Linked DNA regions of Mus musculus: region 1 is linked to region 2. A link is a loop called in an ENCODE intact Hi-C map of the cell type or tissue named here. Cell type or tissue: gastrocnemius. All regions are shown on one strand. Links, peaks and the distances in the headings refer to the core of each region. The heading gives the core; the rest is flanking DNA. Region 1 holds the start of Nfe2l1 (nuclear factor, erythroid derived 2,-like 1). Region 2 holds the start of Snx11 (sorting nexin 11).

Region 1 (15,501 bases), core at 3,884-11,883, 53 kb after region 2:
GCTTTCAAGTAGTCCCCCATCCCAGGGAGAAAGCTCCCGGTCCTACCCCTTCACAGGTCCCACCTACTGACGCTCCAATGAGTCCTGGGTGGGGTCATACTCAGGCCTGTGCCTTTTAGCCCTCCTTTCCTGCTCCCTCTGCACCAGCAAGGCATCATTCATTCCCAGGCAACCTTCCACCAAAATAAGAGGCATTGCTAAAAACTACTAATGTGTCTAGCATCACACAGGCTTTCAGGTTTAGACTGTGGGCCAGAGTCACACCCAAGCTAAAGGTCAGGGCTGTATCACCTCTAAAAAGACAGAGGAGGAAGCAAGAGACCCCTCTCCTTTTAAGATTTGGAGACTCTGAAAACACAGACTGTCTGACCATGGCAAGCAAGGGCAAACTGCCCTGTGGAATTGCTTAGCAGTGACCAGACTTGCATCAGCCTGTGGTGCCACTGCATTTGCATAAAGGGGTGGGGTAGCCTAGAGAGGAAAATCCCTGCATTTCCAACCACCTGATGCAACCAATGACAACGACAGGCTGTCTTCAGCCCTTCTACAGTCATTCCCCCTTCATTGGCTCACAGCTGGAGTAAGCTTGAACATCCACAACTATTAAAGGCCCAGCCTCACCTCATGACCCCTGACAGAATTCAACTGATCCCAGCAAGCTGCCTCAACCCCAAGGGAACCTCAGACAGTTAGATGCTCCCCAGGACATACATACCCCACCCTTGCTTAGGCCAATCTCTCGCTACCCCCTTACACCAGCGCTAGCTACCTCACCCCTCCCACACCACACCCCAGCACTCACCAGCTCCCCATCAGTCAACCCACTCAAGGACATAACTCTCATCACTGCTGAGCTGACTGCAACCTTGGACGTTAAAATGCCTCCTTCCACTTTGTTCTGTGGCTCCTAGACAGTTCCTGCACCAACTGCCACCCCCACTGACATCAGCACAGAACCCCAATAGAGCCATTTCAACTTCCTATATATACCCCTCCCTTTAGGAGTCTTCTCAGCAAACCTGAAGGGACCCTTAAGTGTTGCCTTCCTTCCAAAAATTTAAAAGCACACACTTTCCACTGAAAAGTATCTTTAAACCAACCCCACCACTCTACCCCAAAGCAGGGACTACCACCTACCCCATCCTAAGACACCCCCTCCCCGCCAGACCTCCCACATGTTCCTCTCCCTTGAGTCTCCCACCATACACCAACCTGAACAGAAGCCCTGGACCCAGGAGCAGAGGGGGGCTGGGCCACCCGGTGACCAGCCAGCCAAGAGTTAAGGGGCCTGTCTTTGGCATGGCCCCCACCACTGTGAGAGCTGCGGTCCAGGCGGGTCATGGTCTGCGAGAGGAGCCCCAGAGCAGCCGGTGCCGGTAAGCCGGACAGGGGGCTGCAAGGAGCTCGTGGCTTGCAGGAAGCACACCAGGCTGGAAGGGTGGCCCCTTGGTAGCTCCGAGGGGCCCGAGGAAGGTGCCCCGCCCGTGCTGCTGCCTGGGCGGCCCAGCCCAGCCCCCTTCCTCCATCCTGGAGCAGCCCCCTCCCACCTCACAACCCCAGTTCCACTCAGGCGCCCAGCAGCCCCCACCCTGAGCTCACCGCAGAAGCTGCAGTGAGTCGGGACTCCCACCCCATGCTCCGCGCTCACGCTGCAGAGGAAAGCAACTCCCTCCTGAGCCTATCCTCCCGCTCCTCCCTCTCCCCCTCCCCACGCCCCCCAAACTTGTTACCTAGGCTGCCGCAAGGAGCCAATCCCCTCCCCCTCCCACCCCGCAGGTCACTGCTGAGGCTGCAGAGAACCAATCCCCTCCCCCAGGTCAGCAGCTGGGGCTGCGGAAAGAGCCAATCCCCTCCCACTGTCGTTACCTAGGCTGCGCCGCGAGCCAATCTCCTCCCCCAAGTCTCCGCTGGAGATGCGGAAGGAGCCAATCCCCTCCCACCGCCTGTTACCTAGCTGCAGAAGGGAGCCAATCTCTGCACCAGGGCAGCTGGAGAAGCTGCCGCAAGGAACCGGCCCATCCCTGGGCCGCCTCCGTCTCCTTGAGGAGATGCACCCAGGGGCGGGCAGCCCCACCCAGCCCAGTCAGTCAGCTGGGGTGGTGCAGTGAGAGTCCTGGGGGAAGGGGTGCCACTTTCCTCCCTCCTGTCGCATCTTGCTCTGCCAGCCCACTCCTGTGACTGGGCAGACACTCCTCCAGAAGCTTCCCTGAGAAACTCAATTCTTTGCTGGGAAGTGGAAGGAGTTTCCCATTCCTTAAGAAGACGATGGCTAGTCCTCAAGGCTAGGGATCACAAGCCAGGCTGGGCAGGAACCCAGGGCAACCCAAGCCAAAAAAAAAAAAAGCCCAGGAGCTTTGTCACCCTACAACAAGCCAGACTGGAGGAAAGGGAAAAGCCATTATTACATACACACGGCATGTTAGTGCAGGCCAGGCCTATCCCCTATCAAAAACAAAAAACAAAACAAAACAAAAAAAAAACCAGAAAGTGGAGAGACAATCCTGAAGCCAGCACTAGGGAGACAGGTGCTGAGCACCGTCCTGGCCGCAGATATGCCAGTTACCCACTTCCATTTTAGCTTTTTAAAGAACTTGGGGGAGGGGCTGGGGGGTCAGGAGGAGAAAAGGAGAGCATTTGGTGCCCAACCCGGGCTAGCACCTCTCCTAGCAGGCCGGCCAGGAGGTGCGAGTGGGGGAAACCCGACAGAATTGGAATTTAAAAATCCCACTTCTGCCTTCCTGGATTGCTTTCTCAGGGGAAATAGAAATTTCTCCTCACTACTACTCCCCCAGAGCCTAAGGTCAGGCCAGAGAGACAGTGTGTTCTCCCTTGGTTACAGCCTGCTTCTAACCCAGGAAGAGCTGTAAACAGGCCACCCCTTGCTCTGGGCAGGGTGCCAACCTGGAGGGGAATCCTATCCCTGACATGGGCCTAAGCTATGGCTGCCCATGGAACAGGCCTGGCAGCAGGGAGCACTACCACCCCAGGGATAATACCGGCTCCAGCAGTGCCTGTCACATGCTCTGGACCTGGGTATTTTTATCCCTGAGTTGCTGAGGAAATGTTGTTCTAGGCACATCATAATCCTCCCTTCCCTCCTCCCCAGCCTGGGTCCCTCAGGCATGACCCACCCAGCTTCCCAGAGGGAGTGGAGTGGTAGGGCCTGGGTCAGAGAAAACACACCTTCTTTACGGCCATGAGAAGGAAGGCAGATACCAAGTTCCATCCTATTCTGCTCCAACACACCCAGTTACATCCAAAAATTTCTATATTCCCCAAAAAGCTCCCTGAAGGACAGTATCAGTGCTGACCCTGTAGGGTTCTCAGGAGAAGACCTACCCATGCCACTTGGGGGCAGGAACAGGATTCTTCAGATCTCAGGACTTCAGAAGTCCATTTAAATCACAGAGTGAGGAGAAGCAGAAAAAAGGTGAGATGCCAAGCGACACTACAAGAATCTAATACAAAGCCAGACAGCAGAACATGCCTCATGATAATCCCAGCATTTAGGGAGAGGCAAAGGTAGTAGGGCAAGAGAAGTTCTGCAAGTTCAAGGCTACCCTTACCTACATAAAGCAAGATTCAGGCCAGCCAGACCATCTCAAAAATAACACAATTTTAAAGAGAGATAGATATAAGACCAAAATCTCTGATAGGCAAAAAATGCTCCGGACCTCCATGGTCAGACAATCCCAGCCTCTCGCACACAGATCCAGGATAGCTAGCTGATCTGAGTGAGCGGCTTTCCCAATCACAATGACCAACAATTCAGGGTGAGATAAACTGTTTAAGACAACACTGCTGGTCTTGCCTATCAGGTGTACCAGTAGCATCCTTCCCCACAGCTGTGACAAAGATCACCCCTAGATGAGGACCACGGATCGAATATAAGCATCCTCTCTACCAGTCACTAATGATCAAGACAACTGAGATAATGAGTAGACCTAATGCAGGAAGGGAGACAAACGTGGTCTGAGATGGTGGGCAGAGAGAACCAAGCTCTGCAGCAGCTCTATCCTCCACACTAACCAGGCCAGTGCAGAGAGCAGTGGGTCTTTTGGGGGCTCCTAGGGCTAGTAGCAGATCAGACCTGTTTCACCACTTAGGTAGTCAGACAGGGCAGCAGTAGCTATTTGCATCACTAAAGAAAAGGAACTGCATCCTTCTCTGTACCCACAGGTTTGCCAGCCCTGGGCCAGGAGCTAAAGATCACCTCTTAAGCTCAGATCAAGCTGAGCTGAGCACAGTACAGTTCTCTTCTAGCTTCCAGCCTTTCCTGCTCTACTCCCTGCAGCAGGCCTTTAGCAAAGAATGGGAGCTTTGGCCTCTGCTGGCCAAAAATAACTACCAAAGTCTACCCCTTGGCTCAGGCCCAGGAGCTAAAGGGAGTTTACAACAACAAGCCTGACCTGTAGAACTTTAGGATACAGTAGTAGGATACAGTGTTTTAGGGTGGGGGCGGGGGCGGGGCTAACAAGTCAAGAGAGGCCACACAGTATTTCTTAGCAACAATGTGCACTCAAAGCCTATCATAACATAACCCTGTCCCCAGCTAAGGCCTCTAGCAGTCATACCAAAATCTAAGCAGTAAAAACCCTGGTATGTTCTAGGAACCACCCCACCCTGACAGTACCCTCAGAGGTGGGTCAATGGATCAAAACAAAAATTTTCCCAGCTCCCAACCCTGAAGTCAGACAATTTAGGCCATTCCTACCCAAACAGGTCCACAGGTCCAAACCCAACCCCAACCTATTTGGTTCTTCAGAGGACTCAGTGCAGAGCCAACAACCCTTCAGAACCAGCCCATTCCTCCCCCTTGTCCAGGCCCGCCCACCGCCATAGGGCCACTAACCTCTTTGGTTAAGTCTCCACTGACAGGAGGGGCTACAGCCCCCAGGTCCTCCAAATCTTCACCGAATCCCTGCTCCGTTTCGCTTTCTCTCACCCCGTTGTCTGGGCCTGTCACATCTTGGAGGCCACTGGAACTCTCGAGGGCGAGGCCTGAGTTGGGCTGGCTGCCAGAGACAGACCCCTCCGGGTCTCGGTGGACCAGCCAAGCATTGACCTCAGTGGTAGGCACCTGGAACCTATCCAGGGCCCTCACCTGACTAAGGAGCCGCCGGGCAGTGAAGTAATTGTCCAGGTCTATGCTCTTGGGGTGGATCCCATAGCCATCCAAGGTATTCCTCAGGTTGTGGAACTGGGTCTGGGTATAGGCAGAGCTGGGCCCCAGGATGATCTCCCGGAGAGGGGGGAGCTGTGAGGTCAGGTAAGTATCCACGTCCACCCGAACCCCAATCAGACTCAGCAGGATGGTGAACTGGAGAAGTCCTTCCGTTAAATATTTCTTCAGAGAAAGCATTGCTGAAGGACCAGAATATTTATGCTTTTTTGTTTTTAAATCTTCCACAAGACAAATCAAGGCCACTGCTCTGCCACTTCAGCCAGCAGGCTACCCTCCTCAGTGCCAGACCCTGGACCCCACCCTGGCACAACACAAGGGCTGAGCTCCCTGACGGCCCCAGACGACAGCACACCCCGTGGAGCGAAAGCCACATTCACTTTTCCCTTTTTGACACCTCACCTCGCAAAGTTGAGCCGTTCGATCGTTCCTAACACAGTCCAGGCGCTCAGGGCCCTCAACTTACTTCACCACAGCCCATACACAGTCACTTTCGGATTCACATTAGTTGTCCTCTATGGAGATCCACTGCAGGCTGCTCACACCAACAGCTGATGGAGTCTTTCTTTCCTCCTTTTTTTTTTCCCCCCCTTCTCCTTCCTAAGGTTTATTTTCTTTGGCTGGAGCTACAGGTCTTTGTCTTGGGTCAGAGTGTCCCGCCTCCTCTGCACTTACCAGGGGGGTTTCCAGAGAACCCTGAAATGGGAATCACAGAACAACAAGATAAGATTCCACACTCTTCACTTCATGGTCAGGGTAAGAAGCTCGGGCAGAGAGTAGGAAACACGTGTAAAGGTTACTTTTACACGGAAAAGCCAAGCCAAACCTGCTGTGCCAACTATGAAAGGAAAAGGAAGGAAAGAAGCACCCTAAATACTAAATATTAAATCTGCCACACTTCCTAAAAGGTCTTATTTGAAGCAGACTGTGCGTGCAAGGCATTCAAAACTTTCTTACACTTTGTCTCATTTACCAACACTCTTAATAGAACACATTACCCAGTTTCTAATTTTAGCACAAGAAGTCCATTTCCTATCCTTAAAAAAATTTGGTTTCCCATGTCATTGTCCTTTCCAACTCTAAAGAGAAGACAGAGATTATTACTGAGAGACTGTGAAAAAATACATGAAAATGTTCAGGCCTCCATTTCATATGCCTTTTTGTTATTCCAACTTTTGAAATCTCATTTCCCCTTTCCTATCATTCTTTCATTCGTTAATTAATTAATTTATTTTTTTAAATAAAAGACCAGCCTAATAGCACAGGCCACTCAGAACGTTGAAACGTTAAGATCAGGGGTTTAAGACCAGCCTGGTTTCAATAGTAAAATAAAAGAATGTCCAGGACAAGGATACAGATCACGGGTGCCTGGTTAGAGGCCCTAGGTCCAATCCCCAGTATGGCAAAATAAAAGAACAGGGTAGGGTACAGGAGGACAGTGGAAGATTGTGGAGCCGTGCTCCACCTGGAATTTGAATTCACAGGTTTTAGCTTTATTCACATGACCTTCTGAGCCAAAGCAGAAGGATATGGCCAAGTTCTCGATCTCACTTGCCAAGTGGGGAGAAGGTAAATTTGCCTTCCCATTTCTGATTTCTACTTTTGAGCTTCCATTAAATTCCTAAACTCCTCTACTGTGGCCCACTATCAACTTCGCTCTAAAGGTGAAGTGGGAGCGACACGTAGGAGACACACACACCCACGAATACCCTCATTCGGTTGAGTAAACATCCCTGCTTTTGAAACCCGCCCGTCCTCGCGCAATTTACTACTAAAACTTCCCAAGAGCCACTTAAAGTTTGAGAGAGCAGACAAAGTTCTTCAAAGCCCACAAGGCCAAAGAGAGAGCGCTCCGGCCCCAGTCCGGTCCCACCCTGCCGTACCCGAGTCTGGATGAGACCAAGCTGCCATGCCCACTCTCGCCGACGCGCCTCCAAGCTTTCTGGGACACGGAGCGACAAGTGCTACTTTGCTGGCCTTGACCCACCCTTAAAAGCGAGCCTCACCCCGCCCTCCGTTCCCCAGGCCCCACCCCGCTCGCGAGCCCAGCCTCACCACGCCCTCCCATGCCCTCGGCCCTTCTCAGTCCAGCCCACCCAGGAACACGCTTTCTGGTCGGCCCCGCGTTTCTTTCCGGCCGTGTCCAGGGCCCGAGCCCGATCAAGACCCCTCTCGGCCTCCCGGGTCCCGCCTCCTGCTCCTCAACCACATCTCGCCGCCCCTTATCCCACAAGCTTTCGGCCCTGTTGCACCGCGGCTATCTCGTTGGGGAAGGGAATTAGAGCAGGTACCCGCTGCTGAGGTCACAGTCTGTCGCTGCCGCCACAGCAGGCCCTCAGCCCAAGTCCCGGCCTCGCCACCGCCGCCGTCGCCGCCACCTCCGGCCGGCCTGGAGCGCCCAGCCTCGGCTTCCCTCCCCGCCCCCTCCTTCCACTGCACTCGGAAACCCGCCCGCCACGGCCACCCCAGAAACAGTTGGTCCAATCAGATAGCCGGGACTAGAGTCGTCACCGGATGTCACTTTGATTGACAGCAAAGAAAACCCAATAGTCGAGTTTGTGTCTGCCCACTCGGCACAGTCCTCCCGAGACTGACGTGGAGAGAAGTCCAATGAGTGTGCAGGCCCGCCCCCCGGTATGGACCCACCAATGAGTGAGGCGAAGGCCCTAGTGTCCGGCATTCTGAACCTCTCCGCTGCGGGTTGGAGGTGGGCGGTGTTGTAAGTTAGGTGATTCTAGCTCATTGTGTGCCTAGGAATGCGGTCCTTTAAGGCAGATAATGGAGCATTGACGCCGGAGCCCGAGATTCCGTCCTTGAGGGTCCCCACGGTGACTTGTAAAAGTCCAGTGAGATCCGAGGGGGGGGCCGAGGCGGAGTACGGAGCATGTGGCTCTGATGGTCGCGACGTTCGTGTCGCCATCTTGAGTCCTGGCAACGGAAACCGGTACCCCCTGTCTGCCTTAGAGCCTGGTGTAACCTGTTCGTCAGGCAGGAAGGGTGGCATCTTGTAGCCCAGGCAACAGTCAGGTCGTGGAAACTGCGGGGCAGACGAGGGCCTTAGAGAAATGTTGGTAGTGTGATAGATAGGACATAGTAACTCGTTTTTGCCATCAAAGAAACACCGGGAAGAGCCCCTCCCCTTCCTCTAACCTCGCACACAGCTTAGTTTTTGCTTTTCAGGAACGTTCCATCGTTGCCAGAGTTCCCCATACAACTATAGTACCAAAACATTTTTTGTGACTCAAATATAAGTGTGCTCTCAACATCATTTATTAGATTCCAAATTACAAAGCCTTTGTGAGATTCTTGTTCAGTGACCCTGTGGTAGGGGCCTGATAACGTTCCCTATAAGTAATTCTGATACAGCTGGTCCGAAGACCACATGTAGGAAATCATTGTATTGAAGTTTGTACTGTGTAGCTGTGGGACAGAGGTGAGATGCCAACTGAGTTCTTGTCTCCTTTTAAGAGGCCATAATCTAGTTGACAGTTCATTATTCGCTGTCCTTGTGCAATTAAGGACAAGGCCAACTGATAATGCAGCAGATAAGTTCACTTCACGCTGTGCTAGGAGAGTTAGCACCAATATGGAGGGGTTCTCAGAATGTAAAGTACGTTTCACAGATATAATATGCACCAAGAATTCAACTGATTCTTACAAAAATTATTAAGCTACCACATACCTTTTTAAATGGAAACAAATTATTTTGAGCTAGTTAACACTTTCAAAGACTGTTTTTACTTCATCGTTTTTTAGTGTGTCCCAATAAATTACTAGAATACAAAATTTATGAAAACTAGACATTTGTGTATTAATTGTTGGGTCTTCAAAACAACAGGCATAGTGTCCCATGCCTTTAATCCTGGCACTCTTGGAATCTTTGTGAACTCAAGGGCATTCTCATGTACGAAGAGTTCAAGATCAGCCAGGGCTACAAGTGTTGGGTTTCAGAGGGGTTATTTTACTTTACAAAGTAGACCTGGCCTCCAGGTCCTCCCAGCATTCCTCAGTCCTTACCTGGCATACTCACCCTCTACACAGACTCCCCACAGGCTCTTCCCTGTACAATCCAGACATTTAGTTCTCTTGGCCCCTCCCTTCTCTTTTCTCTCCCTCTGCACTTGTTTCTCTTTCTCTTCTCCCCTCCCCTCTGTCTCCCTCCCCCTGACCTTGTGGCTCCGGACCAGTGAACTCACCTGCCTGGAAGCAGTTTCCCAATAAACCTGCTTACATATACCCTGATCTGGCTTGAGTTGGCTCGTTTCACCGCTGGAGAAATAATTAATCATCCAGAACAGGCAGAGCTACATAGAAAGTTCCAGAACAGCCAGGGCCACATGCATGCCCTTGCTCATAAACAAAACAAGCAAACAAAAAGTACACGGAAGCATGGAACCTAGATGTTAACTACAAAAAAGAAAAAAAAGAAAGAAAGAAAACGTGATAGAGTACTTACCCAGCGTGCAAGGGGCACTGGGTTTAATCTGCTGCAATAAACAAAAGGTTCTAGCAATAGAAAAGCAGGTAGGGGCTGGTGAGATGGCTCAGTGGGTAAGAGTACCCGACTGCTCTTCCTTTTTTTTTTTTTTTTTTTTTAATATTTATTTATTTATTATATGTAAGTACACTGTAGCTGTCTTCAGACACTCCAGAAGGGGGAGTCAGATCTCATTACAGATGGTTGTGAGCCACCATGTGGTTGCTGGGACTTGAACTCAGGACCTTAGGAAGAGCAGTTGGTGCTCTTAACAGCTGAGCCATCTCACCAGCCCCCCCGACTGCTCTTCCAAAGGTCCAGTGTTCAAGTCCCAGCAACCACATGGTGGCTCACAACCATCCGTAACGAGATCTGACTCCCTCTTCTGGTGTGTCTGAAGACAGCTACAGTGTACTTACATATAATAATAAATAAATCTAAAAAAAAAAAAGAAAAGAAAAGAAAAGCAGGTAGACCCCATGATTCAAAGCTCCTGCAAAAAATAGAAGCATTTTCAGAGTACAGTAGGTTGTTTTGTTTTCTCAGTTTCTCCCTCTATAGCCCCAGGCTGCCCTGGAATTTAGGGCAAGCCTCCTGCTTCTGCCTCCCCGGTTCTGCCTGTATTACAGGTGTGCTTCACCACCCTCAGCTACAGTGCATTCACAGCGCAGTCAGGGCCCCAATGGGCTTAGAGGCATACACAAAAGTAGAAGCAGACAAACAGAAAAGTTAAAAAAAAAAAAAATCAAGTCACTCAGTTCCCCTTCTTAAAAGGGAGGGCCAATTATGACAAGCTCTTAAAATTACCATAGTGTTTTTTGGTTTTTTGGTTTGGTTTGGTTTGTTGAGACAGGGTTTCTCTGTGTAGCCCTGGCTGTCCCGGTACTCACTCTGTAGACCAGGCTGGCTTCCCCCTCCATTTTATATCTAATCTGTTTAGTTAGTCTCTTACTAGCAGTTGTTAAGTGTCCTGTTCCAGACCCCTAAAATGTGCTCCAATCATAACTAATCAAATGGGGGCAGTTCTCAGTTAAGAGTTATTGCTCTTCACTGTCACTTGCAGTGTTGGAATGAGGTGCTTCCCCTATACCCACACTATACCCACATAGGTCCGGGCATTTGAGTACTTGGTCCCTAGTAGAAGTCTATTTGGAGAAGCCTAGAAGGTGTGGCCTTTCTGGAGGAATTACATCACTGGGGCAGGGCTTTGAGGTTTCAGAAGACTTTCCATTTCAAACTCAAGTGGTCTGTTTGCTGTTTGCTGTTAGAGATGTGAGCCCTCAGTTCTTCAGTTTCTCAGATCTAGTTGCCTTATGTGCCTGGTAGCACACTTCCCTGCTGAGATGGTAATAGACGTCTGGAGCTGTAAGCCCCAAATCCTTCTAAGTTACCTTGGCCATGGCGGAAATATCACAGCAATAAGAAAGGTGGTTAATACACTCATCTCTCTGACATATTGAGACAGATCCCAGAGGCTGGCTTGTTAGGGCTGCCAGAGCTCAAACTTTTGTCCCAAAATAAAACCAAGAACTAGGGCTGGTGAGATGGCTCAGTGGGTAAGAGCACCCGAATGCTCTTCAGAAAGTCCGAAGTTCAAATCCTAGCAACCATATGGTGGCTCACAACCATCCATAACGAGATCTGACACCCTCTTCTGGAGTGTCTGAAGACACCTACAGTGTACTTACATATAATAAATAAATCTTAAAAAAAAAAAAAACAAACCAAGAACTAATTTCCACACTTAGAAAGAGGAAAACAAGAAAGCAGACCATTTAGCCACTAAGTTATTGAGACCACGAAATAAACATTGCTATAAGTGAAAAAAAAGGATGAAGACACAGTTTACAAAAGGTCCACATGTGTGTCCCTTGCAGGCTGCATCCCATCGCTGCATCCCATCATGACCCCTCCTGACCCCTCACCCCCTGTCCTATGCAGCAAGCTCAAGGTTCTTCACCCAGAGGTGGGACGCATCTCCCTCTGCTTGAGGTGGTCCTTTCTCTGATCCTAACCTCCACTGAAGACTGGGACCATCCAAACCATTGGTAGTCTCCAAACAAGGAAGCGGTGTGCCAGGATGAGAGAAGGGAGGTTCCCACCGGGTGATCTGCACAGAGCTTCAGCAGCTAATCCTGGTGGTAGTGATACAGTTTGAGAAGATAGCTATGCCGGTCTCCCTAGAGACCAGCACTATAACTCCTGCAAGCTGATACTCAGCACCAAAGTCCTTCCCAGCCAGAATGAGCCCCTCATCCACATCTTTGCCAAGAAACTAGTCATTTGGTGTCTCAGAAGGTTGTAAACAGAGTACCTTTTTTAGTCATGACCATGAAGGGCAAAAGTATGGAGAGCTGAGACCTGAAGGGGGAGTCCCATTGTGCCAGGTGTGGGGACCTGGAGTCAGAGGCTCAGTGAGACCAAGTTGAAACACAGCCACTTGGCAGGATCTTTTGTTTGTTAAATTTTTGGGGCAGGGTTTCTCTGTGTAGCTCTGGCTGTCCTGGAACTCACTTTGTAGACCAGTCTGGCCTCAAACTCAGAAATCCGCCTGCCTCTGCCTCCCGAGTGCTGGGATAAAAGGCGTGCGCCACCATGCCGGGCTCAGGCTGGCCTTGAACTCACAGATTCACCTGCCTCTGCCTCCTTAGTGCAGGAGCAGAAACTTTCTCTGGCTTTAGCTCTTGAAGCAAGAAACCATATAAACGTCTCAGGCACTCTCCTTCTGTGTGGCTGCTGTATCTTGGTGGTTGGCAGAACCAGCAGGTTAAGTTTTGGGTGTTGGCAATGGTTCTTGTGGGTTCCAAGAGGTGCACCAACTCTATTCAAGAATTTGGATGTAAAAAAAAAATTTGGATGTATTTTAAAATCATAGAAGTGAACAGTGTCTAACTGAGTTTCAGTATTGTGGTACCAGGGATTGAACTCAGGGCCTTCCACATGCTAGGCAACTACCAATGAGCTATATCCTTAGCCTTCTTTCTCCTTATTTTGAGACATGGTCTCATTAAGTTGGCCAGACTGCCCTTGAACTCATTCTGCAGCCAATGCAAATCTTAAATTTGCAATCCTCCTGGCTCAGCCTCTCAAGCAGCATTACCAGGCTTGATACTTAAATACGAGATCCTTTTTGTTTGTTTTTTTTGTTTGGTTTGGTTTGGTTTGGTTTGGTTTGGTTTGGTTTGGTTTGGTTTGGTTTTTCGAGACTGGGTTTCTTTGTGTAGCCCTGGCTGTCCTGGAACTCACTCTGTAGACCAGGCTGGCCTCGAACTCAGAAATCTGCCTGCCTCTGCCTCCCGAGTGCTGGGATTAAAGGCATGCGCCACCACACCCCGCTTTGTTTCTTTGGCTTCTTCAAAACATTTTTATTATGTTTATTTGTGTGTGCTCGCACGCTCACACACACACACACGGGGGAGAAGGTTTCAGATGTGGGTTCGTGGGTTTTCTCCTTCTACCCTGTGGGTCCCAGGAATGAAAGCAACTCAGGTCCTCAGGCCTGACAGCCAGTGTCTTTACCTGCTAAGCCACATTGCGGGCCGTAATTTATTTTATTTATTTATTTACCAACAAGATCTTGACATGTATCCTGGGCTAGCTTGGAACAATCAAATCAGCAACTCCCCTATTTCAGCCCTGAATGTAGGTTTTGCTACCTTGCTCAAACTTCTGGAGAGCAGATGACCCTTTCACTTCAGCCCAATAGCTGCCACCACTTTCTTCATTATTGGCTCGCTTCCTATTTTGTTTCTATTTATTTTGAGGCAGGATCTCTCTGTGCATCCCTGGTGAGCCTGGAGCTCATTATGCAGCGTACTCATGGACATCCACGTGCCTCTACCCCTGTCTTACACGCGTTCACGCGACCGGCCAGGAAGAACGCAACAAACCGGAATCTTCTGCGGCAAAACTTTATTGCTTACATCTTCAGGAGCAAGAGTGCAAGAGAGCAAGAGCGAGGGCAAGAGCGCAAGAGCGCAAGAGCTTTATTGCTTACATCTTCAGGAGCAAGAAGCAAGAGCCAGAGCAAGAGAGAGCAAGAGTGCAAGAGCCAGAGCAAGAGAGAGAACAAGAACAAGAAAGCAAGAGAAGAGAGAGAAAACAAGAGAAAGAGTGGCAAAACCCCGTCCCTTTTAAGGAGAATTATCCTCCGCCTGGGACGTATTACTCCCTGATTGGCTGCAGCCCATCGGCTCAGTTGTCATCACGGGAAAGGCAGAACACATGGCGGGAAAACTGCCCCTGCACGTGTGCAGATTATGTTTACCACTTAGAACACAGCTGTCAGCGCCATCTTATAATGGCAAATGTGAGGGCGGCTCCCCACACCCCTGGGTTCTATGAAACCACAGCTGGCCCTGTTTGGTCACTTTCACTAATTCCTAAGTATCATACATAAAATAGCAGTGACTATCTTCCTCCTTCCCATCCCTCTAGGGTCCCAGCTGACAGGGGGAATGGCAGGTGCTGAGAAGAGAGGCTCTCGTTAGAGAAGAGTAAGAAAGTTGTGGGGAGAACTTCTGGATTTTCCTACACTGTCCTGATCGTTTTCTTTTAGAACCTGTGATGGTTTGTATATGCTCGGCCCAGGGAGTCGCACTATTAGAAGGTGTGGCCCCTGTTGGAGTGGGTGTGGCCTGTTGGAGTAGGTGTGTCACTGTGGGTGTGGGCTTTAAGACCCTCATCCTAGTTGTCTAGAAGCTATTCTTCCACTAGCAGCCTTCAGATGAAGATGTAGAACTCTCAGCTCTGCCTGCACCATGCCAGCCTGGATGCTGCCATGTTCCTGTCTTGATGATAATGGTGGACTGAACCTCTGAACCTGTAAGCCAGCCCCAATTTAATATTGTCCTTATCATGTTGCCTTCGTCATGGTGTCTGTCCACAGCAGTAAAACCCTGACTAAGACACAACCCAACTTCAGGTATACTGCATAAATTGTATGATAATTATTTGTATGTATGAGAGAGACAGAGAAAGATCAGAAAACTGGTTTGTGGAGTTAGGTGATGTCAGCTATGGCTGCAGCACGCTGGGGACATAACTTAATGACACATTACATGCAGAAGGTCCTAGATTTGATTCCCAGCACTAACCCAAAAAAGGAGAGAGTATTTTGAAGTGGTTTGCTTCATAGTAGCAAGGAAAGGGGGGAGCCCCCCAAATTTGCTGTGATTTGCAGATGCAGACAACCTCAATCCTAACAGCAGGCAACTTAGGCCTGGCAGAGTGCAAATCTTGGAGTTATTTAATATTCAGTAGTTGGGAGCACAGACCAAAAGCCAGTCTCCACTCTCTGTCTCGAGTTCCAGGTCAAGTCTGAGCAGGTGCAGTAGCTCCTTCCTGGAACCTGCTGATTAACCTTGTAAAATCCAGGGCGCGTTCCTCACCAAGGAAAGCACCGTCCTCCCTCCCTCTCTTGCCTGGGACAGCTGTTAATAGGACAATTACCCAAGAAGCAAAAGAAAGATCCCATGCCGATGTGTCATCAGTCCCGGTATATCCACTAAATCAGACTGAGAAGTGAGAGCTTGGCCTTGCTCCCTAAGGGAGGGGTTGACAGCCACCACCAGGCCTCGCTGGGCAACTGCAGGCTGTTGAGCAGTGGGGAGCCCGAGTGAGAGACGGCTGAAATGCACAGGGATTTGGGGTCACAAAAGAGGCATCCAAGGGGCCATGGAAATGGCTTATATTTGATCTTGAGTTTGGTCCCTGGGACTGACAAGGGGGAAGTAGAAAACTGACTCCACAGGGTTGTCCTCTGACATCCACAGGGATGCTGTGACCTGTGTATGCAACTACAGGCATACACACACACAAAATAAATAAAAATTGAAAAAGG
Region 2 (15,501 bases), core at 4,720-12,719:
CTGAAGAAACCCACCTCCTGGGAAAGTAAATATTTAAAACCAGCAGCTTCTGGGCCCTGTGCTGAACTCACAAACACAGTGTGGCGTTTACTCCCACAGAGGAGATACAGCGGACAGCCACAATCGCTGCATAACAAACCTGAGCAGATTTGAGTGGAAGATGTTCAACGGCCTGACCTGCCCTACACCTGCCTTGTCCCCAATCCCTCCTGTATGTGACCTTGGGCTGCATCTTCTCCACCACACAGGAGAACAGAGAGATCAGCCACTGCTCACTTGTCCCACGCTGTGTCTAGCTGAGTGGGCTCCATCGGCCCAGCCTGGTCCGCTGCCACGGCCCTTCTCGCAGGCTGGGACACAGAGAGTCCCTCCTCCGGTCTTGCAGGATCCCAGCAGGCAGGCAAGGAGGAGCTGGGCAGCAGCGTGGGGCTTTCTGAGGATGGGCCCTCAGAGTCCATCACTGGAGCCCACGTCTCTAACTGCTCCTTCTCCTCACTGAGAGGCGGCGAAGGGGAGCTCCTGCGCCCTGATCTTGGAAGAAAGCAGCAACTGGGAAGGAGAGAGAGAGAGGAAAGACGGGCATGATAGATAGATGAACAGATCCCATGCCCATTCATGGAAGTATTCAGCCATAGAAACGGATGAACTACGGAGACACGCTGGGGCCGACAGAGTGGCTCAGTGGGTGGAAGGCCCCCCGCTGCCAAGCCTGATGACTGACTTCAATCCCAGGACCCATGGCAGGAGAGGAGAGGTGACCAACAAGCTGTCCTCTGATCTCTACATATATGCCATGACCACACATGTGCAAACATACACACTCCATCAAAACAAATTAAAATGTGATTTTAAAAAATATTTAGCTGGGCGTGATGGCGCATGTAATCCTAGCACTCGGGAGGCAGAGGCAGGCGGATTTCTGAGTTCGAGGCCAGCCTGGTCTACAGAGTGAGTTCCAGGACAGCCAGAGCTATAAAGAGAAACCCTGTCTCAAAAAAAAAAACAACAAAACAATACAAAACAAAATATTTAAAGCAGCAGGCAGTGGTGGCACATACCTTGAATCTCAGCATTCAGGAGGCAGAGGCGGGCAGATCTCTAAGTTCAAGACTAGCCTAGTCTATAGAGTGAGTTCCAGGACAGCCAGGGTTACACAGAGAAACCTTGCCTCTAAAAAAACAAAAAATGAAAAGCATTATTCTGAATACACAAAACCACCTGCCATATGACTGTGTTTGAAACGTCCAGAACAGGCAGATCCAGACAGAAAGTGCACTATGGTTACTAGGGGCAACAAGAGCTGCTGCTCACTGATGTACCATTGCTTCATCTAGAATAGGAGCATGGTCTAAGAGCTGAAGACGGGGCTTGGAGGTAGAACACATAAACACAAGTGAAGCCCCAGGCTGCATTCCCACCCATAACCATAATAATTAATTCATTTTTAAAAAGATCCTGCTATGGTGGTGTACACCTTTAATCCCAGCACTCAGCAGACAGGCAGAGCTCTGTCAGTTTGAGGCCAGCCCGGTCTACCCAGCAAGTAGCCTACATAGTGAGTAGGTCTATACAGCTGGGGCTACACAATGAGAGCCTGCCAAGGAAGGACAGGAAGAAAGGGAGGGAAGAAGGGAGGGAGAGAAGGAGGGAGGGAGGGGAAAATGTTCTAAAATTGACAATTTAGACACCTACATCTCTGAGCTCAAGTCTTCCCCTTCTTTCTGAGTCTCAACAGAACCTCTAGCTTCCCATTCAAGAAAGAGAACCAGGCCTTTCCAAGGGTCCCAACACCGTGACATTTCTTTCCCCCACATGCGGGCATCCCAGTGGGTGTCACGTGCCACTGGGTGCCTAGCAGCCCCTACCTGTTGAGCTGGTCTCCTTTAGCCAAGTGGGAGGTGCTCTGCCTCTCCTCCTGGGCCCAGCCACAGTTGGACATAGCATAGGAAAGAATGGCATCGGACACCGTCATGGCGCCCCGGCCCTGGACACAGGCTTCAATCTCGGGCACCGAGAGCTGGCTTTGGAGGAAGAGATGCAACTGACTGTCTGACAGAAGAACCACGCTCTGTAGGACCCTGCGGCAACAGAGAGTACACCACAGGATGGCAAGTGAGGCAGCAGCCTCCCCTCCCCCTCCCCCGTCCCCATCCCAGCTGAGCTTTGGCTTCACCCTGCTCTGGAGATGGAAGGGCGCAAGTAAAAATCTGTGGCCTCGCTTCCACAATGGTGGGCTGTCCTAAATGTCCACTCACTTTTCAAGGAAATGCTGGAGACCTTGACGTCGCTTCTCAATGAACTCATCGGAGCCGCCAAAGAAAGTGGACTTCCCAGGAAGCTCCGGAACAGGCCTGTGGAATCATAATGTAACGAACACCCAAGGTAAATGAAACAGCACCCAACCCCGCCCAAAAGAATCCCTGAGAAAGAGGGCCAGTAAACATAGCTGTCTTTTGGTAAAGGGGCCTGACAGAGCCAATACTGACTGATGGCATGCTCGATGGCAGGCACTTTGCAGTAAATGTCCACAAACATGGCATGAAATCCTCCTCAAAACCCCATGAGAAAGCTCTAGTGTCCTCCTTTTAGAAAACCAGAAAGGGGACATGAAACTCCAGTGTCACATAACAAAGCTAGCACCCAAACCCATGCAGCTACGGCTCTCCACCTAGTAGGCCCACTGCTACGGCTCTCCACCTAGTAGGCCCACTTCCAGCATTACTTGCTTTTTTAGTTCTTTTTTATTGGAGGTTGGGGGAGACCTTAGTATCTTACATTTTATTTATGTGTACACGCTTGCTTAGTGTTGGGTGCACCATGTAGTATTCACAGAAGCCAGAAGAGAACCAGATCTCCCAGAACTGTAATCACGGGCAGTTGTGAGCAAACCGATGTGGGGCTGGCCAAACCCAGGGCTTCTGCAAGAGCAGCAAGTGCTCCTAACTACAGAGCCATCTCTCCAGCCCCCTCGGGGACTTTCTGACACATGCCCCGACATGCTATCGCCCTGGCTGGCCTAGAACTTCCAGTAACCCTGTCTCTGCTTCCTAGATGGGAGGATTTCAGGCCTGCTCCATTCCACCTGCTCTCCTGATTCTGTGCTCTGCACTGGTATGGGGGAGCACTGGTGTGGGGGAGCACTGGTGTGAGGGAGCATTGGTGTGGGGGAGCACTGGTGTGGGGGAGCGTGTGCATACACATAGTGTGGGAGCCCAGTGTTGATACACAGTGTCTTTCCCCAATCACCCTCACTTCATCTGCTGAAAGTAAGTCTCTCACCGAACCCAGAACCCATCCGTTAGCCGCCTAGCTGCCTATCAAGCCACTAGGATTCCCTGTCTCTGTCTCTCTCTCAGCACTGGGATCACGGGCTTTCTACGTGGGTGCTAAGGATCTGATCTCAGCTCGTGCTTTACAGCAACCCTTTGACGGACATCCACGTCCCCAGCATCAGCTCCACACAGTGAGCTGCAGATGCTGGGTCCGTTCCTATGAATTAGAACTACTCCAAGTCAGACACACTGCCACGTGCTATCATCTCAGCTACTCTGTGGGCTCGGGCGAGAATCTGGGGCATTTGAGGCCAGGCTGGAGCTAAATACACCAGCTCTATCTCAGAAAACAAAGCTAAACTAAACTAAACCAAAAGAGTACTCCAGCCCCAGAGTTTTCTAAAACTGAGATGAGCTGTGGCAGGATACTGTTAAACATTCTCAACTTCTGTTATAAAGCACACAGAACTGTTTTTTTTTTCACTTTAATTGCTTTGTGGGAGGAGGGGAGTATGTATGTATTCACTTTTCCCCCCGTTTATACAGTTTTGCTAGGTCACGTGGCATGAACGGAGGGAGACTTGCTGGTTTCCTTTCACTGACATAACCACCTGAGTGCGAGCATTTCTCAAGCTCCTCAGCCTGCCACGCTCTAAGTTCTTCTCCCTCGTAACCCTAGCTCCCCTGTGATCCCCCAGATCCATTCAGACCTGAGAAGGCCCGAGAGCAAACTCACACCAAGCCGGCGTTCCTCTGCAGCTGCTTCCTCAGCCACACAAACTCACGGTAGCGCCGCCGCACACAGGACGTCTTGGCGGTAAAAGCCTTGCTGTTCGTCTAGGGGAGAAATCCGGAAAAGCCTTAGTCCCTCATGAGTTCACCACCGCCACCCTAAGGGGACGGATTATCAGGCTACTGGGTCCCAGACCAAGATGCCACCAGGCACCTGGAAGCCATTCTGTGTCCCCTCAAGCTAGTCCTCTCCCCACTCTTTCTTGTAAATCTTCTGTCGGGAACACCCACAAACCATTTTTGACCTCAGCACAGCCCACAGCCCTGCAGCTGACACCATCACTAAAGCTTGACTCACATGGAGGAATATCTTATAGTCCACGTAAGAATTCCAGGAGCCTTCATTCTGCACCCTGGGGTCCTGAACTCGAACTGTGATCACCTCCTGCAGATTAGAAAACAAACAAACAAACAAAAGCCCCTTCAACTTCAGTTCAGCTCAGCCCCACAGAGAGAATGGTGTTTGGTTTTGGCTTTGGAGTCCTGCTGGCAGGAGCTCACTAGGTAGACTAACTGCCTTCACTGTGTGGCAGTTCTCGCCCGTCTGCCTCCTCAGTGTTGAGATCAATGAAGCAACACACCCAGCTTGCAAGGCAGCTCTGACCACACAGCAGTACCCAGAGTTCCTTAGTACCAACTTTCAGTCATTTCGCCATTCATTCAACAAGCATTTCCTGATCACGGGCGCATGTCAGGCTCTGTGCTAAGAGAGAACATGATCAAGAAATGAAATTCCCTCTTCTCCGGAATAGTACAGTGTAGGCCTTGGAAGGCTAAGGCAGGAGAATCAAAAGTTCAAGGCCTTACCTGAGGAACTTGGTGAGACTCAATCAACCAACCAATCAATCAATCAATCAATCAATCAACAATCAGCTATGGACAATGGCTCCCCACTGTGATCCCAACACTCAGGAAGAGGCAGGAGGATTGCCATCAAGTTGAGGGTCAGCTGGGTCCACATGGCAAGTTCTAGGCCAAACAGGACTATATAGTGAGACTCTCTCAATAAATAAATAAAGATAAAAGAGAGCTAGGAATATAAATACATGGCTCAATGCCAGAGCTGAGCACTTGCAAGGCCCTGAGATTAATGTGCATGGGGAAAAGGTAGACAGATAAGGACAAAGCATTATGATATATATATAATATATGTTTTATATATATTATATGTATATATAAATATATTATATATATGGACATATGTGTATATGTATGAAAATCTCCTAATGAGCCCCATTTCTTGGGTGACAACCAAAACCTTCATTTAAACAAAGCTTATATTCTAGTACATTCCAACCAGTGGAAGAGTTAGTCAAACTGGAGGCTCCCTTCTCCGCACATACACTTGCTACTGTTTTCCTTCTCCTAGCTTTAATGTGAGCCCGTGAGAAACACCAAGAGTATTAATGGGGAGAAAGCACTGCTGTGTAGCCTTGACTGTCCTGGAACTCACTCTGTAGACCAGGCTGGTCTTGAACTCAGAAATCCTCCTGCCTCTGCCTCCCGAGTGCTGGGATTAAAGGCGTGCACCACCACTGCCTGGTCTGTGTCCCCTCCTCTTAAGTGGCCCTCCGACTCTGACCCACCCGGAGACCCTGCTTACCTCCAGGTCTTGGTTCTCCAACATCCTATACCACAAGCCCATGGGAAGGGCACATCTGAGGTGGGGGAGCAGAGACGTGGGAAGAAGCAGTTAGCACATCCTCACCAGGTTCTCTCAGAGCAAAACCCCAAAGCTTTTAATAGATGTCCCGTGGGGAAACCCAGGTAGGTAACTTTCCCCCAACCCCAATTATGTGTAAAACCTGAAAGAGGAAGGGGGAACCCCACATTAGTTAGCCGCAAGCTAAAAACCCTGGGGAATTTGCCTCCTAGGGGCATAAGGAGAGTGTGTTGTGGCCAGAGAGGCAGGTGGGTTTCACTGTAAAACTTTTGCCCAAGAACTGTGGCTTAACAATCTTGTGGAACAGAGCCTTGAAAAGGAGCCTACCAGCACCCCCTCCTGGTTATTTAGAGACAACCAAGTCCTTACAAATACCAATCTCTCTTCGTCTTGCTAACCAAAGTCACCTCCATACAGGTGGGTGCTCCTAGGGGTGAAGAGGCCAGCTACAGTTTACCACCTTCCCTGACCAGCTAGCTCTCCAGACCTGGAGCCAACCACTACAATCAGTTGCGATCCTGCCATGCCATCCGGTTTGTACCTCTGCCCAAGCACCCCACAGCTTCTCAGGTCAACTCAGGATGCATTCCGCTCCTTTGTAAAGATTCATTAAAGCCTAAGCCACTCATTTCCCCCAGTGTGGTAGTTTATGCGTACAGCGACATCGCCCACTCCAACACGGGGACCATGAAGGCTGGAACACAGGGTTACTGGATTCCAAAGGGGCCCATGATGTCACCTTCTGTTAAAATACAGCACTAATCTTGTTACTCCTAGAGCCGCTCCAACTGCAGCCACCCTGGCTGCCGCCTCCACCCCCTTCCTCTCTCTTAAGAGCAGAACAATAAGGTTTAATTTCCCTTTCCAATTTACCTTGAAATGAAAACTGACTCCAGCCAATATGTACTGCCAACAAATGATGCGGGCTGGCTCCTGGGAAAACAAGGCTCTCTCTAAGCTCTCCCTCTCTCCTCCTCCCATGCCCATCCGCACACCCACTCGTTTTTTACAGTCCCACAATTAATTTTAAACACATTCTCTTATTAGTTCTGCCTTACCATTAGCAGAGTGCATAATGAGCTTCCGTCTATTTTATGTTTTGCTAACATAGGGCTAATGTTTCAAAGGAAGGGAAACTCGTTTACGGCATGAAATTAGCAAAGCAAACAGCTTTTGCAATTCTTCCCAATATCCCAGAAGGTCTCTCTACAGACAGACATGGCATGCGGGGACAAAGCTGCATGGCAGATAACAAAACAGAGCTGAACTGTGGAGCAAACCCGAGGTTTTGTGATTTCAACACCATAATAAACAGCATTCTTGCTGACAGTCTGATTTTTTTCATCCGCAGCAGTCACCACCTCCAAGAGGCCCTAGACTGAAAGGCAGGAAATCTCAATTCCCCAATAACCCAGTCCGACAGTCCAGACGGGTACAGACAAAGATCTGTGACCAAAACCAACAGGCTTTCTGTGAATATTAATTAGCCTGCTGGGATTTCCCCCTCTCTTCTCCTCTTAGGCGCTTGCTAAACTGCCAACGGAAGAACAGAAAGTTAAATATTCTTAAGTGGTTTTGTTGTTGTTGTTGTTGTTTGGTTTGGTTTGTGTTTGTAGTACAACAGAAAAGATGACAAGAAAGAAAGGCATCTATCCACTTAGGGGAGATCACACCACTCTGCCTGGAAAAGTCTGTGAAACTCAAGACTCTAGTTCAGTAACTGTTCATCAGACGTTTGGTATAAAGAGTTTGCTAGGGGCCTGCAGCACCCCCATGTGGAAGTTTTTCTCCTTTGTTTTGGAGCTAATGTCATAGAGAAACAAATAAACTGTCTTTTAAGACATTCCAAGTCTCCTGGGTCTCTGTAGGCTCAAGGCTAAGCGTAAAAGGCACTAAGAAGGTTCTGGTGGTCAATTTCCCCTAAGACACTGAGACTGCAAAAAGCAGACTCCGTTTCCAACAACCACTGCTCTTCATCACTGTCCTTCCCAACGACACCACTCTCAGTCGTTATTCCTGGAGAAACAGCAAGTTCTTAACTTCACCTCCATGACCCGTCCAAAGAGGTGGATCTGTGCATCCATTAAGGAAGGGCAGAGTCAAGTAACCTCGAAAGGTGAGGAAACTTACTCCATGCTAACTACATTCCCGGGGCCTTTTCCATCCCATCTGAAGCGCTCACTGCTTCCCTCGGCAGTACCAGCACCCATAGTCCCGGGAAAGAGCCAAGGGGTTTGGTGTGTACAAAGTTTGACGCATTGTAAAGCTCACAGCTGCTAATTCAGGGGAGCAATTCAAAGCTTTCTCATTTTCTCCGCCTCTTAAAACTACTTCAAGGGACACGTAAAAAACACATCAGGCTGTAAAAAAGATTGCACCAAGGAGTCTCCCGCCCCTCCTTACTCGTTCTTGAGCCTTTGGTGTCAACAGACAGCAATTCTAAAACCTCGCCTTCCTAAATACCCACAGGTGTTCGAGGAAGCTCTTCCGCCTGACAGAAAACCTGTCCCGTCCATCAAGCAGCTGTTCTCATTTTTCAGTCGGTAACCCACTCCTTTCACCTGCAAGTAACAAAGGAAGAGCATAGTTTCCAGTATCTGCGAAAAATATCTGCCATTCCCTTCCACTGCCGGCCACTTGGGTAGACATCCCTAATTCTGACTCCGGCCACTCCTTTCCATTCTTTAGCAAACTCAGATGGAAACCAGCCCAACGGTCCTTCTCTTTTCCCGGCTAAATCGGGACGGAAAGACGATTTTCAAGGTATATTGAAAAGCCAGGCTTCCTTTCTTCTTGGGTCCCAGCAAGCCCTCACTTTCATACCAGGCAGTAAGGCAGCCCCCTCCCTAGTGTGTCAACCGAGGCCATCACTCAAATGCCACCACCACGGCTCAAGCCAGCATCCCATTCCCAAGCAGCACCTACGAGCCGCGGCCACGCCCACGCCCCCTCACCTGAGAGCAGCAGCAGCAGCTCTCCACAGCGACACCACCAGCACCGCACCATATAGTCCGATACCGGCTTCTCCTTCCGGGTGAGTCGCCGGTGCCCCGGTGCACGACGGGAGGCGGCTCCCGACGGGCCAATCCTGAGTGTCCCGGACGCCCCACCCCTGAAGACCAGGGCTCTCAGTGGCGATCGCTGGTCAGAGGAGGCTCTCCATCCCGCCCAGGCCTAAGCTGAAATCCGCATCTTTCCGGAAATCGCTAGGGGGCGCGGGAGGCGGAGCGCAAAGACCGAGACCCCGCAAAGTCCACTCCGGTGCCGTGTCCCGCCCACCGCCATTAGGCGGGCCAATCAGCGCTCAGGGAACGTGTTTGAAGGCCGACGAAAGCATCTTAGGAGCCTAAACGTCTTCAGGGTGTTAAAGAGCAGTAAGTGTGGGAGGTTTCTCGCGTTCCTGAAGCCTTACTAAGATCTAAGATCTCGAAAGTCTGGGTTTGAACCTCAGAGGTTGCAGTTCCCCATCTAAACTGTCAAGGGCACTGCCAGTTTGATTTGGAAAACCCACAGATTATCCCAACAGCAGACGAGAAAGTTGACAACAGTTGTCAAGCCCAAAGAAGGATCATACAGTTAGTAAGCAAGAAAAAGCCGGTGAAAATGCTTACTATAGAAATATCTAAAGTCCGGGCTGGAGAGACGGCTCAGGGGGTAAGAGCACCCGACTGCTCTTCGGAAGGTCCTGAGTTCAAATCCCAGCAACCACGTGGTGGCTCACAACCATCTGTAATGAGATCTGATGCCCTGTTCTGGAGTGTCTGAGGACAGCTACAGTGTACTTACATGTAATAAATAAATACATCTTTTTTAAAAAGACAAAAAAAAATATCTTAAAGTCCTCTTAAGCCAATGGAAGTGGCTCACGCCCAGAATCCTAACACTTGGCCATTAAAGACATATAGTGAGCTCTAGGATACGGAGTAAGGCTGTTGGAAAACACAAACGAAAAGCCTCCTTGATCTGTTAAAAAGTTAATTTTAGGGCTGGTGAGATGGCTCAGTTGGTAAGAGCACCCGACTGCTCTTCCAAAGGTCTGAAGTTCAAATCCCAGCAACCACATGGTGGCTCACAACCATCTGTAATGAGATCTGACTCCCTCTTCTGGAGTGTTTGAAGACAGCTACAGTGTACTTACATATAATAAAAATAAATAAGTCTTTAAAAAAAAAGTTAATTTTACCTCTGTAACCCCAGCACTTGGAAGTAGAGGCAGGAACTGAAGGCCAACGCCAACTATATAGTGAGTTTCAGGCTAGCTTGGGCTACCTAAGACCCTGCCTCAAAAACAGCAAGACAGGAGTTGGCAAAATGGCTTCAGAAGATGAGTTCAGGACCCCCAAATTCACACAGTTCACACATTCCTGCAACTCCCACTTCAATGGATCCGAGGCATACACACATCAAAAATAAATATTTTTATTTTTTGTAGCTGTTTTGCCTATAAATAGGTTGTGTACCATGTGTCTACCTGAAACCCTACGAGGCCAGATGAGGGCCTTAGATCTCCTGGCACTGGAGTTAGAAGTAGTTGGAACCATTGTGTGGGTGTTGGGAACTGAACCCTGCACCTATACAAGAACAGAAAGTACTCTCAACCTCAAAGTCATTTCTCTAATCCTAACTCCCCTTAAAAACAGATGGGCTCTTATAAAAGTGTGGGTCAGATGAAAACCCAGTACTACACTGACTTGAACTGCTCCTAAATGTTTGTAGAGCCAGTGCAAAACACAATGGTAGTTACCAATCCAGGTGGATATTATTTATGTAATTCAAAACAGAATTTCTCAGGCCTTTGGTCTCAGGATCCTTTTACACAAACTTTTAAAATCATAGGGACATTTAATAGCTTTTGCTAATGTAGAAATCACTGACTTAGAAATAAAAATTGAGAGATTGAGGCAGGAGAGCCAGCACATCAGGTAAGAGCACTTGTTCTTGCAGGGGACCTGGGTTCAGTTCCCAGAACCCACATGATGGCACTCATCCAGCATTCTGACACCCTTATGGGCCCTACACTCATGAGGGGCACTTAACATACAACAAGACACTCATAGGCATAAAACTAGACACTACAGAGAAGCAAATAGATACAGTTAAAGAATTACAAAATAGGGGCTGGAGAGATGGTTCAGCAGGTAAGAGCACTGACTGAAGAGCACTGAAGTTCAAATCCCAGCAACCACATGATGGCTCACAAACCACCTGTAATGAGACCTGACACCCTCTTTTGGTGTGACTGAAGTCAGCTACAGTGTATTTATGTATAATAATAAATAAATCTTTTTAAAAAAAAAGAATTACAAAATAAAAATGAAAATAATAAAGGACTGCCTATTAACATTTTATAATCTATATTTTCAAAGACAAAAAAAGCAAGAACAGTTCTGTGTTACGAATTTGTAAGTCTTTAGTATTTGGCTTAGAAGGAGACAGCTGGATTCTTATTTGCTCTTTCATTTCTCTTTCATGCTCTTGTTTTGGTAGATGAAGAATAACAAATGTTATTGGGGGGGGTTGGCTTTCTCCAGCAACTGGGAATATTCCTTTGCTATAACAAAACATATCAAATAGTGCTCCCCCTCTCTGTCTCTGTCTCTGCTTTCATTTTGAGATGAAGTCTCATTATCCAACCTGGGTGGCCCAGAACTAACTATGTAGACCAAGATTACCTCCATTGGAAAATACACAATCCTGGTTCTACAGGTGCACCATCACGCTCAGCTGACAAATGCTGATTTCTTTGTAAAGGTGTGTGTGTGCACCAGAGAGTGTGCGTGTGCGTGTGTGTGCGCGCACTCGTGATCGAGCACAGGTGTGTATGTACTACTTGTGTGTGCAGGTACCTATGGAGGACAGAAGGGAATTTTTGAGGGATTGATAGGTCGCTATGTATTGTAATGCTAAATTCTATACCGGAAAGTCGAGACCTACAATGACTAGGTGAGTTAAACAAGCTTTTGTTGTGCAAACTTTGTTCCTTGATTTCAAACTATTGGTTAAATGAAATTAGCTACAGCCAATTACTGGAGGGATTAGAGGTAGGTGGGATTTGAGATACCAGGTTAGGAGGGATGAAAGAGAATGGAGAGAGGAGGAGGAGGAAGCCGCCATGAGGGGAGATGGGACATGAGCACATAGCCAGGAGAAACAGCAAATGTCTGGGGTACACCACTAGGGAGGCAGCCAGACCAGCAGTTACAAGAGTAGATTAGCCCCTCCCCCCATTATTGTAATAAAATAACCATAGCCCAAGTCCCATTTATTTGTAAACTAGTTGGGGATATGCTTAAAGTGGCTGTACTACAGAGGATGCCAGGTCCCTGGAGCTGGAGTTACTCATGCAAATGCAGATACTGGGGACCAAACCCTGATCCTCTGCAAGAGCACACGCGCTTTTTTTTTTTTAAAAGATTTATTGTTATATTATTGTTATATTTAAGTATGTTGTAGCTGTCTTCAGACACATCAGAAGAGGGCGTCAGATTTCATTATGGATGGTTGTGAGCCACCATGTGGTTGCTGGAATTTGAACTCGGGCCTTCCGAAGAGCAGTCAGTGCTCTTAACTACTGAACCATCTCTCCAGCCTCCACAGCACAGGCTCTTAAACACTGAGTTAGACTGCAAGCTCCCACCAAGTGTTGATTCTTTAAAAGTTGGATGCAGCCAGGCGTGGTGGCGCACGCCTTTAATCCCAGCACTCGGGAGGCAGAGGCAGGAGGCCAGCCTGGTCTACAAAGTGAATTCCAGGATAGCCAGGGCTATACAGAGAAACCCTGTCTTGAAAAACAAACAAGAAAAAGTTGGATGCAAAACAAAATCTGAAACTGTATCCAAAATATGAGCTCAAAAGTCAGACGTGGTTGTGATCACACTTGCAGTTCCAGGACTTCTCCAGAAGCTGCACCACGAAGAGTGCCTCACCTTTGAAGCCATGGATGGACTACACAGTGAGTTCTCGAACAGCCTGACTACAGTGTGATAGCCTGTCTGCTTCCCATGTTGATGCATTTCATTATTTTATGTACATGAGTGCTCTGTCTGCATGTACACTTACAGGCCAGAAGAGGGCATCAGATCCTATTACAGATGGTTGTGAGCCACAGTGTGATTGATGGGAATTGAACTCAGGACCTCTGGAACAGCAGCCAGTGCTCTTAACCTCTGAGCCATCTCTCCAGCCCCGAATTTAAAATAATCAAGTAAGGGGCTTGTGAGATAGCTCATTTGCCAAGTGCATTTACCACTAAGCCTGGTGACCTGAGTTCACATGGTGAAGGAGAGAACTAATTCCCACAAGTTGTCCTCTTGACTTCACAGGTACACACATGGGGTAGGGAGAGAATACATTTACACACACATATCCTATATGTGTGTGTTATCATATGTATATGTGTGTGAATATATATATATATATATATATACCCACATACATACATACATACATACATTAAAGTCCCCTGAGGTCAGAAGAGAGTGTTGGACTTAGGGCTGGAATTACAGCTTATTGCTTATTGTGAGCCACCCAACACAAGCACTGTAAACCAAACTCAGGTCCTTTGCAAGAGCAACAAATGTTCTTAACCACTGAGACATCTCTCCAATTTCATAAAATAAAATAAAATAAAATAAAATAAAATAAAAACCTTTTTAATCATGTTAATATCATCACTGATCTCAGAGGAACTTGTCAGACTCACTATGGTAGACACCACATTTCCAAAGGTAAATTTTTGCTTGAAAGGAAACACTTCTATTATCCTTACATGGCCAACTCTGTGCTCAAATACTCATTAAGTGTCTCTTTTTCCTTCTTTATTTGGGGGGGGGGGGGCCTAGGCTTTTACTACACAGCCCAGGTTCCCCTGAATTTCATAATTCTCCTGCCTCAGCTTTCTAAATGCTGACAGTATATGTATGTGCTGTCCTGCCTAGAAAATTTTAACTGTTAATGTTAGGGCCAATCTTTATACAAAACATGCTAGGAAATAACAACCACAGTTCTAAGCAACTGGAACAATTCACACTCAAAAATACTCAAAACATATTGAGCATCAGTACCCTGCTGCAGAGATTTCATGCGGGTCCCAGGCAGAATGCAGACATGCTAAAAATACCTCCTGACTTTGTGTATAAAATATATTTAAGGGCTGGAGAGATGGCCTAGTGGTTAAAAGCACTGGCTGCTCTTCCAGAGGACTAGGGTTCAATTTCCCAACATTGAAGCTCACAACTGTAACTCCATTGGTCTATTTTTTCTTTCTACTTTCTTGGGTTCTATTATCTACCACCCTTCCAACCCTTACTCCACCCTAATCCCTTCCAACCCCCAACACTAGGTAGGAGAGAAAAAACGGTGAGAGGGGAAAGGAGGTGTAGCCCTCTTAGATTACTTCCTACTGATTAGAGGCCTTGGCTTCCTTGGGGCAAGTCCAATCTTTATCATCAGGAGATCTCCAACTTCTTATATGAGCACACTGTAGCTGTCTTCAGACACACCAGAAGAGGGCATCAGATCCCATTACAGATGTTTGTGAGACACCATGTGGTTGCTGGGAATTGAACTCAGGACCTCTGGAAGAGCAGTCAGTGCTCTCAACTGCTGAGCCATCTCTCTGGCCCTAAATAATTCTTAAGGAAGAAAGGAAGAAAAGAAAGAAAGAAAGAAAGAAAGAAAGAAAGAAAGAAAGAAAGAAAGAAAGAAAGGAAGGAAGAAACCAAAATTCTCAGTAAAAATCCACTTCCAGGGGACTTGACAAAGCACCAATGTACATTTTAAAAAGAAAAAAGAAAAAAAAAAGCTAGACCTACTGACACATGCCTATAATCCCAGAACTGGAAGGCTAATCATGAGTTCTGAGGTAAAAAAGAACCCACAACTTAAAAAGAGGGAAAGGAAGGAAGGAAGGAAGGGAGGGAGGGAGGGAGGGAGGGAGGGAGGAGAGGGGAGGAAGAAGAAAGAGAGAGAGAGAGAGAGAGAGAGAGAGAGAGAAAGGAAGGAAGAAAGAAACCAGAAAGTCAAAGTCAGAGGGAAGAAGGATGAGGTTTAAAAGTACATATTTTAATCAAACTCTCAGGAAATCAATGTGAAAGTCACACAAACCAGAGGAGAGAGAAGAAATGTCTCTTAAAAGCATTACGTTTTATAAGAGAGCACATGTTAACCCCAAAATGAATAAATCTCTAACAACTGAATTTCAGGTAACTGTCCAAGCTGGGCCTGGTGGCTCAAAGCCTAGTGATGCCAATTCTTTAGAGGATGAGACTGTAGGATCAGGAACTCAAGAGATTATTGAATGGAAAAAACAAATAAAGAAAAAGGAAAAGGACACGGCTAGGTGTGGTGGAGTAGAAAGTAGCTGAAAGGGAGAAAACTGTCAGAGGCAGAGACATCCAGGACAGTCAGAGTGAACATACCCCTGAGCCATGGAAAGGGGGTGCTTGGGGGCCTGGGGAAGCATAGCTAGACCAAGAGGCCAGGACAGTAAAGGATAGAAAAGACCCAGTAACCAAGACAGTTAGATTATATAGGAGGGAAGAGCAACTAGAGGAAAGACAGCCCAGCCCCTGGCCTAGAGAGGTTTAGAGTAGTAAGTGGAGCGCACCAGCCAGGAGGCCCTGTAACAGATAGGGTCTGAGGGGTGTGGGGAGAACATGGTGGTCAGTGTCTGCTTTTATGCTTAGTAGATATCTCAGCCATTAGCCCTGGGTTTGGGACCTAACAGCTCACTAAGTCTGAAGCTAGCCCAGGCTACACTAAGGCTGAAGCTAG

What was found. A loop is a pair of places that touch in the nucleus more often than their neighbours do. Peaks named below come from ENCODE experiments on the same cell type or tissue, not always from the same donor. Only the 100,000 strongest peaks of a DNase experiment are listed, where the experiment ranks them.
Region 1: it touches region 2 in a loop (4-fold over the local background); 9 of 42 quality-filtered maps call a loop at or near these places.

What each region holds. Positions count from the first base shown.
Region 1 is chr11:96,822,346-96,837,846 of GRCm38, forward strand. Nfe2l1 (nuclear factor, erythroid derived 2,-like 1) reads right to left here and starts at 7,623. Exons shown (of 5, transcript NM_008686.3): 1 at 7,474-7,623; 2 at 4,853-5,878. The coding sequence starts at 5,362. In gastrocnemius, for the core only: a CTCF peak has its summit at 7,104; DNase peaks (open chromatin) are centred at 5,025, 7,274, 7,753 and 8,078; H3K4me3 peaks cover 4,844 bases; H3K27ac peaks cover 4,935 bases.
Region 2 is chr11:96,768,774-96,784,274 of GRCm38, forward strand. It overlaps Snx11 (sorting nexin 11), which reads right to left and starts at 8,782. Exons shown (of 8, transcript NM_001163389.1): 1 at 8,682-8,782; 2 at 8,195-8,288; 3 at 5,668-5,722; 4 at 4,363-4,449; 5 at 4,009-4,109; 6 at 2,256-2,351; 7 at 1,866-2,078; 8 at 1-549. The coding sequence starts at 5,709. The coding sequence ends at 273. In gastrocnemius, for the core only: CTCF peaks have their summits at 6,072 (motif pointing left), 7,521 and 8,930; a DNase peak (open chromatin) is centred at 8,909; H3K4me3 peaks cover 3,709 bases; H3K27ac peaks cover 4,264 bases.